Regions from separate parts of the Mus musculus genome. Here region 2 is linked to region 1. A link is a loop called in an ENCODE intact Hi-C map of the cell type or tissue named here. Cell type or tissue: heart. All regions are shown on one strand. Each heading gives the region's core, and the rest is flanking DNA. Links, peaks and the distances in the headings are about the cores only.

What was found. A loop is a pair of places that touch in the nucleus more often than their neighbours do. Peaks named below come from ENCODE experiments on the same cell type or tissue, not always from the same donor. Only the 100,000 strongest peaks of a DNase experiment are listed, where the experiment ranks them.
Region 2: it touches region 1 in a loop (3-fold over the local background); 1 of 42 quality-filtered maps calls a loop at or near these places.

The regions. Positions count from the first base shown.
Region 1 is chr1:130,544,615-130,551,788 of GRCm38, reverse strand. All of the region lies in intron 2 of Gm16083 (a long non-coding RNA gene), which reads right to left. It also overlaps a transcript of Zp3r not described here. Among named protein-coding and RNA genes, the nearest start is that of Gm16083, 33 kb to the right of the region's middle. In heart, for the core only: a CTCF peak has its summit at 3,649 (motif pointing left); a DNase peak (open chromatin) is centred at 3,598; H3K4me3 peaks cover 542 bases; H3K27ac peaks cover 850 bases.
Region 2 is chr1:130,459,161-130,466,334 of GRCm38, reverse strand. It overlaps Cd55 (CD55 molecule, decay accelerating factor for complement), which reads left to right and starts at 3,591. Exons shown (of 10, transcript NM_010016.3): 1 at 3,591-3,765; 2 at 4,328-4,513; 3 at 6,562-6,753. The coding sequence starts at 3,666. In heart, for the core only: a CTCF peak has its summit at 3,794 (motif pointing right); DNase peaks (open chromatin) are centred at 3,544 and 3,784; H3K4me3 peaks cover 1,280 bases; H3K27ac peaks cover 1,127 bases.

The DNA of each region.
Region 1 (7,174 bases), core at 1,490-6,489:
TGATTCTATTGGGTCTGGACACAAATCCTCATCTAAAATTCTGGGGCTTGAGACTTCCTTCGTTTTTTTTTTTTTTTTTTTTTTTTTTTTGAGCATGTGCTCAGTCACATGGTTACAGTCTGTAACCATCAAGAGTTCAGCAGGCAGCAGCAGGCTGCTGTGGGAGGGGAGGGGAGGGGAGGGGAAGGAGGGGAGGGAGGGCCCAGCACCTCCTGCTAGTCTGGACCAGATTATGTAATCTTACAGTGTTGTGCCTGTGCCTGTTCGGAAGAAGCACCCAACACCTGATTTCTTCCTTTGACTATAAGGGCTTTGGATGGCCATACTTAGTCTGTGGGGTGGCCAGGGTCTTTTGTCCTCTGAAGACTCCAGATTGGAATCCCTGGGGTAGTTGAGGGATAACCCATAAGTGCATCGGGAGCACGAGAGCACGGAAAAATAGCTACAGCACTTGCTCCACACACTGATCTCAGGCTCAGAAAATCAAACCCCAGGGTTACTCTCACTTGGTGAGATCAGCTCCAGGACATTAAGGGCAGTGTTTCTTTCCACAACGTTTTGGCTTCTTAGTATCCGATCCTCCACTCTCCACAACTGTTGGCCAGACCAGTCTCTCACCCTAGGGCTGTGGCAGGTTAAAGGGCCTCCTCTACTGTGAGAGGAAAGGAGGGACTAAATAGGTTACACCAAGATTAATCTGTGAATGAAGCCAGCTTGCCGAGGAAGAGAGACAGGAGTCCTTTCCCTGCTCTGGCATCAAAGCAAGCCCAGGAAATACAAACGGAAGAGGGCAGAGGTGAGTTATAAAAGACCAGTCACCACATGGCCAGGTGCTTCCGGGGGCTTTCCTTAGCTCACTGTTCTATTTCCAGGCCTGGGAGTGCCCTTCCTATTCTTAAGAAGCTATTTCTATCCCGCGTCTAACTTAAAAGGCGTGACCTTCCTTCATCACCTCCTGGTGGCTGCCAGGATTTCACCGGATCTTGACTGTTTTCTCTTTAAACCCTAGTTGTCCTGGAGATTCCCTTTAAGTCTGTTTCCCAATTGTTTTTATTGAGGCTAAGCACACCCAAAAAGAGACTCAGCTTCCGCAGTGACCTGCAGTCTGTGCTCGCGCTTGCTCAGTGTTTTCTTTCCGTTTCAATGCTGTGTTTCTTCAGCTTCTTCTCTGCTCCCGATTCCTGGAATTCTTTCTTCAGCTTGTTCTGGATGCTGACTTCCACTGCTTTAACTCTGATTCATTCCATTGTCCAAGCTTCCTGCCTGCTTTGTTTCAACCTCAGCTTCTTCTGCTGCAGCGCTCCTCCTTGCTGACCTTCGAAGTCCGGTTCTGATTCCTTTTCCAGTTTGCGGACTTCCCCTCTGTGCCATTGGCTTTCCTATGAGGTCCTCGGGTGAGCGCATAGGCTTGCTTGTATCATTGCTGTTCACTGAACCAGTGAGCACCTTGCCTGGTGTCGTAGGACTCAATGCTCACCAATGGGAAACACAAGCTATGGCCTTTTCTCATTATGTGGGCTAATAGCACCTTCCTGCATGATGAAAGCTAAGGGCAGAAAAGAGTTTTCCAGGCTGTTCCCACCTGTTTCTCTCTGTCCTGCAACCAAACTGTGTTTGAAGAAGAAAGTGAGCCACCTCAAGGGCACCAACATCAAGCTACACAACATAGAGAAAGACACTGATGTTCACTGATAGCCACGAAAAGTGACAAAACTAATGTGCCAGAACACAATGAAGTTAAAAATTGTTTAAAGGGGGCTGGAGATGGCTCAGCGGTAAAGAGCATGCGCTGATCTTGCAGAGAACCCTGAAGGGACCCTGGCCAGCACGGCTCTGGCAGGCCTTGCCCTTCTCCCCTGTTCCCTCTGCCTTGCTAAAAACGGATAGATTACAGTCATAGCCACCAAGTTCTGTTTCCTTATTTGGCCACTTCCTCCTCCTGAGGCTGGAGGTCCAGCTATCAAAGAATTGAAGTCCACAGTCAAAAGCCCCCTTTGGCTCTCCTAATTAATGTGCCCAATAAAATATACCACATCCGCTCCATTAGTAGCCCATTCTAACACAGCCCTGCCCTTTTTGTTTTCTTTTTGTTTGTTTGCTTGCTTGTTTTTTTTTGTTTGTTTGGGGTTTGTTTGTTTGTTTGTTTGTTTGTTTCCAGACAGGGTTTCTCTGTATAGCCCTGGCTGTCCTGGAACTCACTTTGTAAACCAGGCTGGCCTTGAACTCAGAAATCCGACTGCCTCTGCCTCCTGATTGCTGGGATACGCCTGCAGGTCTTTTGTTGCTGCTTTTCTGCCTGAGTCAGAAAGCAGCCACTTTAACCCTCCCAGCGCCCCACCCCCCAACACTTAATAAAGGACTTCTCTGTGAAAACACAGGTGTTTGTGGTTTGTTTCTAATCCTGAGAAAGGGGAACCCCCTGCTGTGCATGGCCGATCTCCTAACCGATCCAGGTTCCCTTCCCAGCCCCTGGTGTCAGGTGGTTCCTAACTGCCAGTAACCCCAGCTTCAGGGATATGCGATGCTCTGGTCTCCACTTACTGTACACACGCCCACCAACCTACCTACCCACACCTATATATGAATAACTGACAACAAATCCAAATTCTTATTTTGAAATAGGAATTCAATGAAATGAGGGAAGAAGGAAAGGGAACAGTAAAGAAAACAGATGAAATACAAGGAAAAAAGAAGAGAGCAAAGTTTTGGAAAGAGAAAGCAGAAAGTTTCAAAATATTTTTAAAAACGAAAGACAAAAACAATAACTAGATTGTTTTAGTGCAAAATTAAGACAATTAAAAAAAAACACAAGACAGAGAAAGAAAGAAAGAAAGAAAGAAAGAAAGAAAGGAGAGAAAAGAAAAAAGAAAAGAAAAGAAGAGAAAGGAAGGAAGAAAGGATGGGCTGGAGAGATTGCTCAGCGGTTAAGAACATTGACTGCTCTTCCAGAGATCCTGAGTTCAATTCCCAGCAACCACATGGTGGCTAACAACCATCTGTGATGAGATTGGATGACCTCTTCTGGTGTGTCTGAAGACAGCTACAGTGAGTGTACTTATATATAATAAATATATAAATCGAGAGAGAGAGAGAGAGAGAGAGAGAGAGAGAGAGAGAGAGAGAAGAAAGAAAGAAAGAAAGAAAGAAAGAAAGAAAGAAAGAAAGAAAGAAAGAAAGAAAGAAAGAAAGAAAGAAAGAAAATCCAGTAAGGTAACTTCAAAAAGTTACAAAAGTATAGTAGAGACTAAAAGTGGAAACCAGGCACTAAAGGACTTCCCAGCAGAGAAAAGATACATAAACAAACTTAAATGGATGCGTGGCCTAGCAAAACGAAAGCACAGAAGGGCTGTAAGTACGTTAAAATGAAAATACTACCTAAAAAGCCGAAACATGGGAAGGGAAGAGAAAAACTTGACGTGTGAGAGAGGCACTTTTTGGGTTTGAAACCGGGCTACTGTTGTGCTATATCGCGAGGAGTGGGGTAAAGGAACTCAGGATTTCCCACGGTTTACACGGATGCCGAAGTTGTATGGGGCTTTTCGGTGTTACCTGGGGGAGGCGGGTGGGGGTCGGGGGTGGAAGGGAGGGCAAGCAACGCTTTAGTAGCGTCCATTCCTTGTGTTCTGGCGCACTCTGCTGGCCCAATTTAGCTTTGCAGACTGCAGCTCAATTTGTTCCTACCATACCTTTGTTTTCTATAAAGCACACTTCACCAAAACAGTAAACACAAGCCCTTAGACACAGCTTTCTATAAAATTCGATAGGACTTTCTAGAAGTCTTCCGGAGTATTCTCCATTCGGCTAAGGAGTACTACGAAGCCTGGTCAGTTAGTGGGTGGATGAGAACTGACAATCACCCCTCCACCTTGCACTCACACAGCTTGGCGCGCTCCATTGAGTTGTTGATGATTTGCATGTTGAGCCACAGGCTAAGGGTGAGGCAAGCGAGGTATTCGAAGTGGGCATCAAAACAAGGAAGGAAAGTAAAAATCCCCGGTAACCAAGATAAAGACAATTTTAGTGCACTGTTTCATCTGTTATCTTTTGACAATTTTGTACCTATAACCGTTCAGTTTCAATCCGTCATTACACTCTTATCCCACCACTGAGTCCTGTTTTGGAGCAAATCCACTCCTAGTTTGATATCTTTCTTTCTTTCTTTCTTTTTTTAAACACCATGTGAGTTTATGTTTGTTGGCATGAGTAGCGGGTTGTTTACTGGAAGGTGGGGAGTTGACCATTAGCACACCACTAAAGAAAGTAACTTCCTCCCCTGAGCAATGATTCGGCCTGCTGTCACCCAGGGTTCATAGAGCCTGAGCAGCCTTGCCCCACATGTGGGGAGATGGTGACAGTCAGATTCTTAGGTGGGTCCTGTGCAGGTGTCCACAATCCAGTGAACCAGTAAGAACGTAGCTGTGTGATCAGAAGACTCCCTTGCTAAGCATTCCTTCCCAGCCTCTGGTTACATTCTTGCTGCCCCCCTTCCACGATGCTCTCTGAGGCTTGGAGGTGGTGACACAGATGTCCTTTTTATTGCTGAGTATGTCCCAGTTGTCCGTTCACTTAATAGGTCTCTGTGTTAACCTCCACCCACAGGAAACATTTTCATAATGGATGCTGGGAACGGCCATAATCCACGTGGTTCATTGAGAAGTATGTAGAAAGCAACTTGATGCTCAATCCTTCTGCCGAACAACGGAACAACGGCAGGAGGCTCTGCCCAACCAAGTTCACTGTGCAGGCGTGGGTTTCCTGCTGGGGCTCAGGTTTCAAATCCAAAAAGTCTTTGTTACCCAGGTAATTGTTTTGTAATATTGAGTGGTGGGCATATCAGAAGCTGGGTAGGATTGTTGCTGGTTTTTCTCCACCAGCAGCTTCTAAGGCCCCTTCTAACACCATGAAAGCGAGCCAACACGGAGGAAGCTTCTAGCTCCCATTCAGCCTGCCTTCTCTACCTCCCACAACTCACACTTGAGTGTCTGGGGCAGTAAGGTCTTCTTGAGCTCTGATGAGCAACCAAGGCTACTGGCAGTAGCTTGTAATGTTTTGGGGTCCTTGGGGTTTCAGTGGCCAACAATTTATAAGAAGGTATCTTACACTTGGTAGTAATCCTTGGCTTCTGGGAAGAGTAAAGTCCACCTATGTGGTATTTCCACTTAACTTTTTAAAAATTACAATTTAAGTAAGACTTTCAAAATAGTAGAGACTTGGCATACATTCTTAGTATTGGTTAATACACACACACACACACACACACACTCACACACACACACTGCTGTCTTCTTTTGCCCATCTACCTATCACAACACAAAGTTCCTCCCTATTTACCTTTTGCTATCTCTCTCTCTGGGGGATCTTTACAAACACCAGAAGAGGCAAGGAAGTGGTCTGCACGAGCAAGAAGGGAATCTGGCTGAACACGACTTAGTTAGGCAGTGCTGGTTCACACTTCTAGAGTCTGACACCAGGCAGTTTATTTTAGCCATGTTTTAAGCACAGAACAACTTCAGAGGCAGGGGAAGTTTCCTGATGATAATTAACTCAATCCCTTCTGTACAGCAAAGCTTCAGACATGTTTACATTGAAATTCTTTACAAAATACGTATGACTTCTTCCATAAAGATGGCTTCTGTTGACTCAGAAACAAGGCTCAAGATAAGACTCTAAGGAAGATGACTTGGATAAACTTAACGCCCCTGGGAGTCAGGATTGACCTGGCCTAAGATAACTCTGTAGCCATCTCTCAGAAGGGTGAATAGAACCTATTGACTGAGAGACAATGCTCAAGACATAGGTAGAGAGAGTCTGGGATAAACATAGTCTGGAGGATTCAGGAGAAGCCTGGCCCTACAGATAACAAAAGATTCTACAGATAACTAACTACATTCATTCCCAGCTTTCCAGGTGGAAAATAGGTAAACATCTCCTTCCTTTGAAGCCTGCATGTTAACCTGCCTGTTTTCCCCAGTGCTTATCTGTGTGCTCAAGGATCTTGAACTCTCTTAGTCACCCCTCCTTTAAGGGAATTTCCCCACCTCATCTAATGGCTCCTTTCTATCTTCCTCCACTTGATTGGAGTCTCTGGTTCAAACAAAACAAAACAAAACAAAAAAACCAAAAACAAACAAGCAAACAAAAACCAGAAAAACTAGCCTTAGGAGTCCCATCTAGGATTGGCATAGTTGGAGGGGATGTGTGACATTTGTCTAGCTGGGCCCAGTCACCTCCTTCAGAATAACTTTCGCTGCTTCCTTCCGTTGACCACTGATTTGTATATTTCATAACTTCAATTTTCTTTAAAGCTGAATAAAATCCCATCAAATATAAGAGTTCATGACTCACCAAAGAATGACTCCCTTGACGTAAATACTAGGTAAACGCAAAGAGTGTTTTATTCTGCAGAAGTCCAGAATGCTGGGGTCTCCTCATTGCCAAGATAGAGAGATACCCAAATGAGCTTGCAGGCCCCATTTAAAGCACATTGGAATTCCGGGTAGGTGAGCTTTATCTTACTCTACTCTAGGCATTCTGAAACCATTATCAAGGTGTGAAGGCTGGAAATTGTTGCTGAGGAATTAGCTGAGGAAGTCTGGAAACTGCTGCTGACCCACTGTCCTTGCCTCTAAAAGCCAGGTGGTGGGCAGCCTCTGAAAGCAGGGCAGTTTCTGACTAGCTTTTCGTTTTCATTTTGTGTTTGTTTGCTTTGGTTTTTTGTTTGTTTGTTTTGGTTTTGGTTGTCTTTTTTCCTAGTAACTGACTTGCCTGGGTTTAGGCCTAGTCGCCTAAATTGCTGATTTGAAGCCTGTCATGGAATATGCCTGGCCTTCTCACATGTAGATGTATGGACTTTTTATCACCTATTCATCTGTTAATGGGCACTGTGGTGATTCCACTCCCTAGCTACTGTGATCAGAGCCTCAGTGGGCACAGATGTGCAAGTATCTGTAGTGCAGATAGTATTGGTGGTATAAGCCCAAGAATGGAATATGTGGGTCATGGAAGAGCAAATCTCTTTTTAACTCTGAGGCAACTCCACACTGACTAGTTTGTACTCCAGCTAACAGTGAATAAGGGCTCCTCATCTGCCATATTTAAGACAGATGGAATCTCAAAGTGGTTTTAATTTGACTTTTTCTGGTGGTTAAGAATTTACCACATACTTTTACTTTCA
Region 2 (7,174 bases), core at 1,035-6,034, 85 kb after region 1:
AGATTTATTTCCTTAATATAGACTTATTATTTAAAAAACTGAAATGGAGGCATTTCTGTTCCCTAGTGTTAACCTCCTGACTGCTGTGCCTTTGGAGTTACTCTGTTTCCAGACTCTGTACACAACTTCCCAATTAATCCTTGCTTCCCCTGTAAGAACTTTCTTCGAATGTATAAATACCGAGTTAGTCTTTCTACCTAGGCAAGGGCTGTGCTTTCTTATTCCTGCAAAATCATAGACTTAAATGTCTTTATGTTTCCTAACCTAATTATATAAATGTGTCATTTGGGAATTGGAGATCTATAGGGACCAAAAACTGTTCTGAGACATTTTCAAGTCAACGTGGAACAAGATGCTGAAGAACACATAGCTAGCTTCCAGAGTACAGAATCAAAACAATGAATTAAGTGTTCACACCAGAAGGTCCTAGGTTTCCAAACCTCTTTGATAATTCACTGTGCTCTAGGTAGGACAAATCTTTGATAATTGTTCCTTACAAAGAATATGCTGGGGAGACAGCTTAGTTGGTAACATGTTTGCTGTTCAAGCATGAGGACCTAAGGTCAATTCCAGGACTCAGGTAAAAATACCACGTGTGCTAATGTGCACCTGTAATCCAAGCATCAGGGAGACAGAGAAAGGTGCCTCCCTGGCCAGCCAGCCTGCCCCAGTCACTGAGCCCCAGGTTCTTCCAGTGAGAGACTTTGTTCAAAGGACATGAGCACGTGTTCCTGAGGATGACACCTGAGACTGTCCTGTGTCCTACACACACACACACACACACACACACACACACAGAGGTACAAATTCAGAAGCATACACACAAAAGTCTTAGAATCAAGCTAGATTTGCATTTTAATCTGGCCACTTCTTATTTTTTGCGGAAATAACTATCGTGTCGTGTCCTCTCATCTGTGAAATGTTGATAGCTCTTCCACCTCATGAAGAAATGGAACTGGAAAATGGTACATGCATAAAGCAAGTGGAATATAGAAAATCTGGGCCAGTGTCTTAGTCAGGGTTTCTATTCCTGCACAAACATCATGACCAAGAAACAAGTTGGGGAGGAAAGGGTTTATTCAGCTTACACTTCCAAACTGCTGTTCATCACCAAGGAAGTCAGGACTGGAACTCAAGCAGGACCTCCCCTCTTGATCACTAATTGAGAAAATGCCTTACAGCTGGATCTCTTGGAGGTGGATGCATTTCCCCAACTGAAACTACTTTCTCAGTGATAACTCCAGGTGTGTCAAGTTGACACAAAACTCGCCAGCACAGCCAGCACGTAAAATAAAATACCCTAAGTTATCAGCTTGAAGTTTTGTTTTTTTTTTTCTTAGTAATGTTCATATTTTAATCCACACCTTTTTAAAAATTAAGTAAATGCATCATGTGGTGTTGTTAAATCTTTCCCTCCTGGGTATTGTAAATATTTGGGTGGTGGCAAGCATTACGTAAGTGTCCACCCATTAATTCTTAAACTCATTTCTTTGGAAAAAACTTATTACTGAAAATAAAATACTTTAGAAAGTGACAGCTTAGACCAATTGGTGTTCCAAAATTGGGCGATAAGATAGGTTTTTGTTTGTTTGTTTGTTTTGTTTTTTTGTTTGTTTGTTGTTTTTACAGACAGGGTTTCTCTATGTAGCCTTGGATGTCCTCGAACTCACTCTGTAGACCAGCCTGGCCTGGAACTCAGAAATCCGCCTGCCTCTGCCTCCCAAGGGGTAGGATTAAAGGCGTGTGCAACCACTGCCTGGACAATAAGATAGTTTTGGACACTTGGCTGGGCTCACTGTTCTATCTAGCTATAAAGCTATGATCTTTATTTAACACACATGTAGAGAACTCTTTCAAGGGTTTATGAGTGCTCCCTATCTGATTTTGACTCAGCTAACTACAGCAGGGCAGAAAAAAGTAGTGAATGAGGTCACAGAGAGCTCTCAGGGAATAAATGAAGGTCCATGTGACACCACTTCTGTCACTGCTGGGCCCTGACATGCAAGTGGCACATAAGGAAGGAAGGGTCAAGTTTTTAACAACTATGAGAAGAAACACACTTGATAGTTATGAAACACTCTACCCTTGTGAGACTTAAACTTCAGGATGTTTTTAAGAAATGGCCCTATTGAGGCCAAGTTAACTTGGAACTTCAAAACCCAGGCTAGCCTTTAACCCAAAACCTCTTGCTCTACCTTCCAAGTTTACAGGCATGAGTCGCTAGGGTATGATGTCAACTCCAGAACCCTTAAATACTGTTAGATTTCAACAAACACCTATAAAGCAACCCTTTCCTGTAATCTCGGCAACAGGAAAACACGGTGCTTGGGTAACTAAGTAAGCAAGAATCAGAAGAAAACACTTGTTAAAAACCAGTTTGCTCTTCAAAAGCTCACACTAACCAATAAGGAACCACAAGAAAACTTTAGGAATGGTTATCAGTATATGACAAACACTCCCACAACTGGTCTACCATTGAAGGCTGAGTTTCTGGTGAGGGATTTCACCAGTTGGGTAAAACACCTATATAAAAAGGGAATTCATAGTGGGACACTGCTAACCAGACCCAGACACACAAAGGGGAGCACTTTGGGGCTTTTTACATGAGGGCCTGTGGCAACTTACCTCTGCTTCCTCCCACCTCGACCCTCCCGGTGGGGATTTGCAGGAGACACATGGTGTGGTACATGGCTCTTTACTCTGGATATCACACGCATGTGGGGCTTCATAAACCGGGTTGCACAGTGACCAGCCAATACCAAATAATCCTAATTCCTAGTGCTGTCCTCAAGAGAGGTTCAGTTTATTCCATGCACAGCTTCACCTTCTGCATTCTTTTCTTTCCTTTTCTTTTTCAATTAATTAATTTAATGCTCTGGTGTGATTCCAATGTGTGGATCGCTTTGTTTGTCACTGTTCTTCACACCACGAAATAAATCTTTTTCTTAAGCTCTACTATTTATTCCTGAATTCTATTTCATAGCAGGACTGAAATAATCCCAAAGTCGAATTCAGGTGGTATCCTTGGTCCATATCTATAACCAGGGCTAAGAAGGTGACTCCTCACCCAGATAGGGTCTGAAAAACCTCAGCCAAGCTCCCTAGATCTCTGCATATTGTTTGTGACCGGTTCTGGCAGGCTGATCCCTCCCTGTTTTCTTGGATCCTATCCTATTTTCTGTTTTGACACCATGGTGAGACCTAGGAGACACACTCTTGGTCAGCAGCTCCCACCCTCCCATCTGACATCTTCCAGCTGAAGCCACAGGGGTCCTGGGTGTTTCCCTATTTCTCAGCTCCCTCTGGCTCAGGAATTCCACCGCGCCTACCCTTCCCTTTGCAAGCACTCAGCACACCAGAGTTGGGAGTGTGGGTAGCTTTCTGCTGGAGCAGAGTGCTGACACAGAGTACTGGGGGAGTGAAGCGCCCTCCTTTAGAAGGTACTCCCCCAGACCCCAGACCCCACTCCCGCCGGACAACTAGGTCCCCTGGGTGAAGCTAGAGGCCAGGCACCCGCCCTCATTAATGAGGGAACGCCCTCTTGCACGCAGGCTGCCCCACCCAGGGTGACGAGGGCCCTGCCCCGCCCCGCCACAGCTGCTCAATTAACTGCGGCTCAAAACAGCTCCAGCCGCAGCCGGGCAAGGTCTCTTCTACCTGGGGCTATGATCCGTGGGCGGGCGCCTAGGACTCGGCCATCACCGCCGCCTCCGCTGCTGCCGTTGCTGTCGCTGTCTCTGTTGCTGCTGTCCCCAACTGTACGCGGTGAGTGGCCAATGCGCGACGACCGGCTGGCTGCCCGCCAGGGGGCGCATGCTCAGCAGACATTGTGTCCCAGTAACTGGGGGCTCCGCTGCTGGGTGCCGGCGGCCAGCGGGAGGGATGGGGGTGGAATGCTGGGCTATCTGGGCTGTGACTGGATCCCCTCCGCGATCAGAGACCGTGGCAACACCAAAAGGGAGGGTTGAGTGCGAATCTCCAACCCTGCTCCTGGCTCTTTTATTCTTAAGGTGGAAGCTAGATGGCTGGCCACCTGCGCCGGTGAGAGACTGGTCGCGAGCAGCTACCGGGTGTCTTATCTCGCGCCTTGCTCGCTGCAGTGTTCCTGTGGATATTAAGTAGATTCTGAACGACTCAAGGCGGGTGGGAATTTACTCCCTACTTAGTTTTTGTCTTGTGTTCACGAGAGTCCAAGCATTCCAAGTTCCTGAGGGGCAAGTTCAGCCCTGGCAGGAAGGTAAGAGCCATTGCTGCTTCTCTTGTTCCAGGTCTGGGGAAAGAAAGCTCCTTGCCAACTTCAGTTTTACACCTGCTCTTTTCTTCCTAGGAGACTGCGGCCCACCTCCAGACATTCCTAATGCCAGGCCAATCTTGGGCAGACACTCCAAGTTTGCTGAGCAAAGCAAAGTGGCATACTCGTGTAATAACGGCTTTAAACAAGTTCCAGACAAGTCAAACATAGTTGTCTGTCTTGAAAATGGCCAATGGTCGAGCCACGAAACATTCTGTGAGAGTAAGTTCTTCATTTCTCTTTCTGAAAAGTTTTGGGAATGTGGATCTCGTTGAGGTTATTTTTATGCCTCTTTGGAGTGACTGGTAATTGATAGTTTTCTAGCATTATTAAACCCCAGGGTATACATGTTGGCAGTTTACACTCGAGCTAATTGAAGGCGGTACTTCCTATGGCAAGTCCTGCTTCTTCATTAAGAGTTTTTCTTTCTATTGTACAGGCTAGTAGAGAAAAAAAATGATAGGTACTGTTTAGGGAGTAAATTATATGTGAATATATTTGGCAATTACCCTGAGACACACACCCTGGTGATCTGTCTTGTTCAACTCTATTTTGTTAAGTAATGGATACAAGTCTTGGGAGACATTTTGAGGTCTTACTTCAAAAAAAAAAAATCTGTTGTACATATAGCCCTATGTTATCTTTAAGATATAGTTTTAGGTTGTTCTGGCATATCATCTGAACATTATACTAGACGGTATGTGTACTGACCAGGGTTCTCTATGAAACCCATGGCTTTGTTCTTTTCTTATAAACCTCTATAGCATGTAAGTCTACTAACTACTGTTGGCAGTTAGAACACATTAGCCAGAAAGAGAGGAAGGTTCTCCAGGCTTAAGGCATTACTGTCTGCTATTTATGCTGTATATACATTGTGCACCACGGCTATGCTAATTTTCTTTTAAAAAATCAACATTAGATTACTGTATGTTGCTCAGTCTGGTCTCAACTCCTGGGATCAAAATCCTCCTGCCTCAGCCACTCAAGTAGCTTGAATTATAAGCCATGATACTTGCTTTTCTTTTTTTTCTTTTCTTTTCTTTTCTTTTCTTTTCTTTTCTTTTCTTTTCTTTTCTTTTCTTTCTTTCTTTCTTTCTTTCTCTCTCTCTCTCTCTCTCTCTTTCTTTCTTTTCTTTCTTTCTACAAATTATTATTAAAATTTTTGTTAGAAATTATTATTTCTAACAAAAATAACACGTATAGTATGATAAGCACATGAGCTGGCAACACACAGACTTATCAAATGCTATCTACTCCATGTGATTGTATGTGCTATACTCCTCATGATTTTCATGTACTATGGTTGCTACCCCAGCACCAGGGCAAACTTGTTAGCAAGGAGTTACTTTACATTAGGATGGCCATGATGTTGCTAGGCAACAGGAATATTTCAGTTCCATTGCATTCCTGCAGGCCCCACATTTGTCTATGGGGCCCATCATGGGTCAGAATATTGCTATATAGTGAATGACTGACCACACAAAAGTAAAGATAAAAGCAAGACTTGATTGCTGACTTTGAATGACCTGAATCAGGTGTCTCTGTATTAAATCCAGAATCATTCAAAATTAATTTTTGAAAACACACTAGATCCATCTTCTCATTTGCATTTTCAGCCCTTATACAAGGCAAAAAATAGCCCCTAAACTCTCACCACAGGTATGAAAAGTTTGTAACGGTTCAACAGTATTGATGCATCTAATCCTTCAAGCAACCTCATGAGGGACTCTTCTCTCAATTTCAGAGTTAAAGAATCCTTCTACCAGAAGATGGATAATGTAGGCCAGACCTATACCTCTTAAGCCAAAGAGCCTGGCTCCAAGCTTGATCACTGAGCTAATGAGCAACACTTTCTTGCTGTACTCCTTGCCCCTCTAGAGCTCATTTGCTCAGCTGTTCACACATGATATACTTTATGTACATGGCTGGTTCATCTGACTCTTTTTACCAGGGGCAGTGTGAGGTTCAATGAGTAAGTATGTATAAAACATTTACAAATATTCAGTAAATTCTATTGTTATTGGCACTGGTGTGTGAAAACTTCACAGACTCCTAGTCATTGAAAAATGAAGGTATGAATGTGATTACACTTGATGAACTACGAATACCACAGTCATATTTATTTAAAAATTAATATATAAAGACATAGAGATCCATGCAAAGCAAATAGTTGATGGGAAAAGGGTGGATTAACGACTAGCTATTAGATTGCCTGGATTATAAACTAAGTTCACATTCCTATTTCTCTGTTGCCATGTTAACTCTTTTAGAATCATGTGTTGCTCCAGAAAGACTGAGTTTTGCATCCCTCAAAAAAGAGTACCTCAACATGAATTTTTTCCCAGTTGGTACTATTGTGGAATATGAGTGTCGGCCAGGATTTCGAAAACAACCTCCACTCCCAGGAAAAGCAACTTGCCTTGAGGATTTAGTATGGTCTCCAGTTGCTCAGTTTTGTAAAAGTGAGTATGATTTAAAAAGTAATTACAGTCATCTGTATTTGGGGAGATACCATGTCTGGAAAAAAATATATAATGTTTCTTCAGAGATTCATGAGTTATTTTCTAATTAGACAAATATTTACATAATAGGAATACGTACTGACAGAGCTCATGTTTACTAAATTTAAGGTTACCTAAAATGATCACACACTCCAAGTACCTTGCTTTTTTGAGGCAATAAAACAGAAATGTAAAATTAAAGAATAAGAAAGGTTAGAAATTATCAGTGGCTCAGAGGATGAATTTGTGTATGTGTGCCTGATATTTAGTTTTTTTCCCTGCTGTTCTAAGATTTAATTAACAAGTAAAAATCATGTAAATCAAAGAACACATTATTTTGTAATAAATTTCCACTTGTCACCTGTGTGTGTATGTTTTCCAT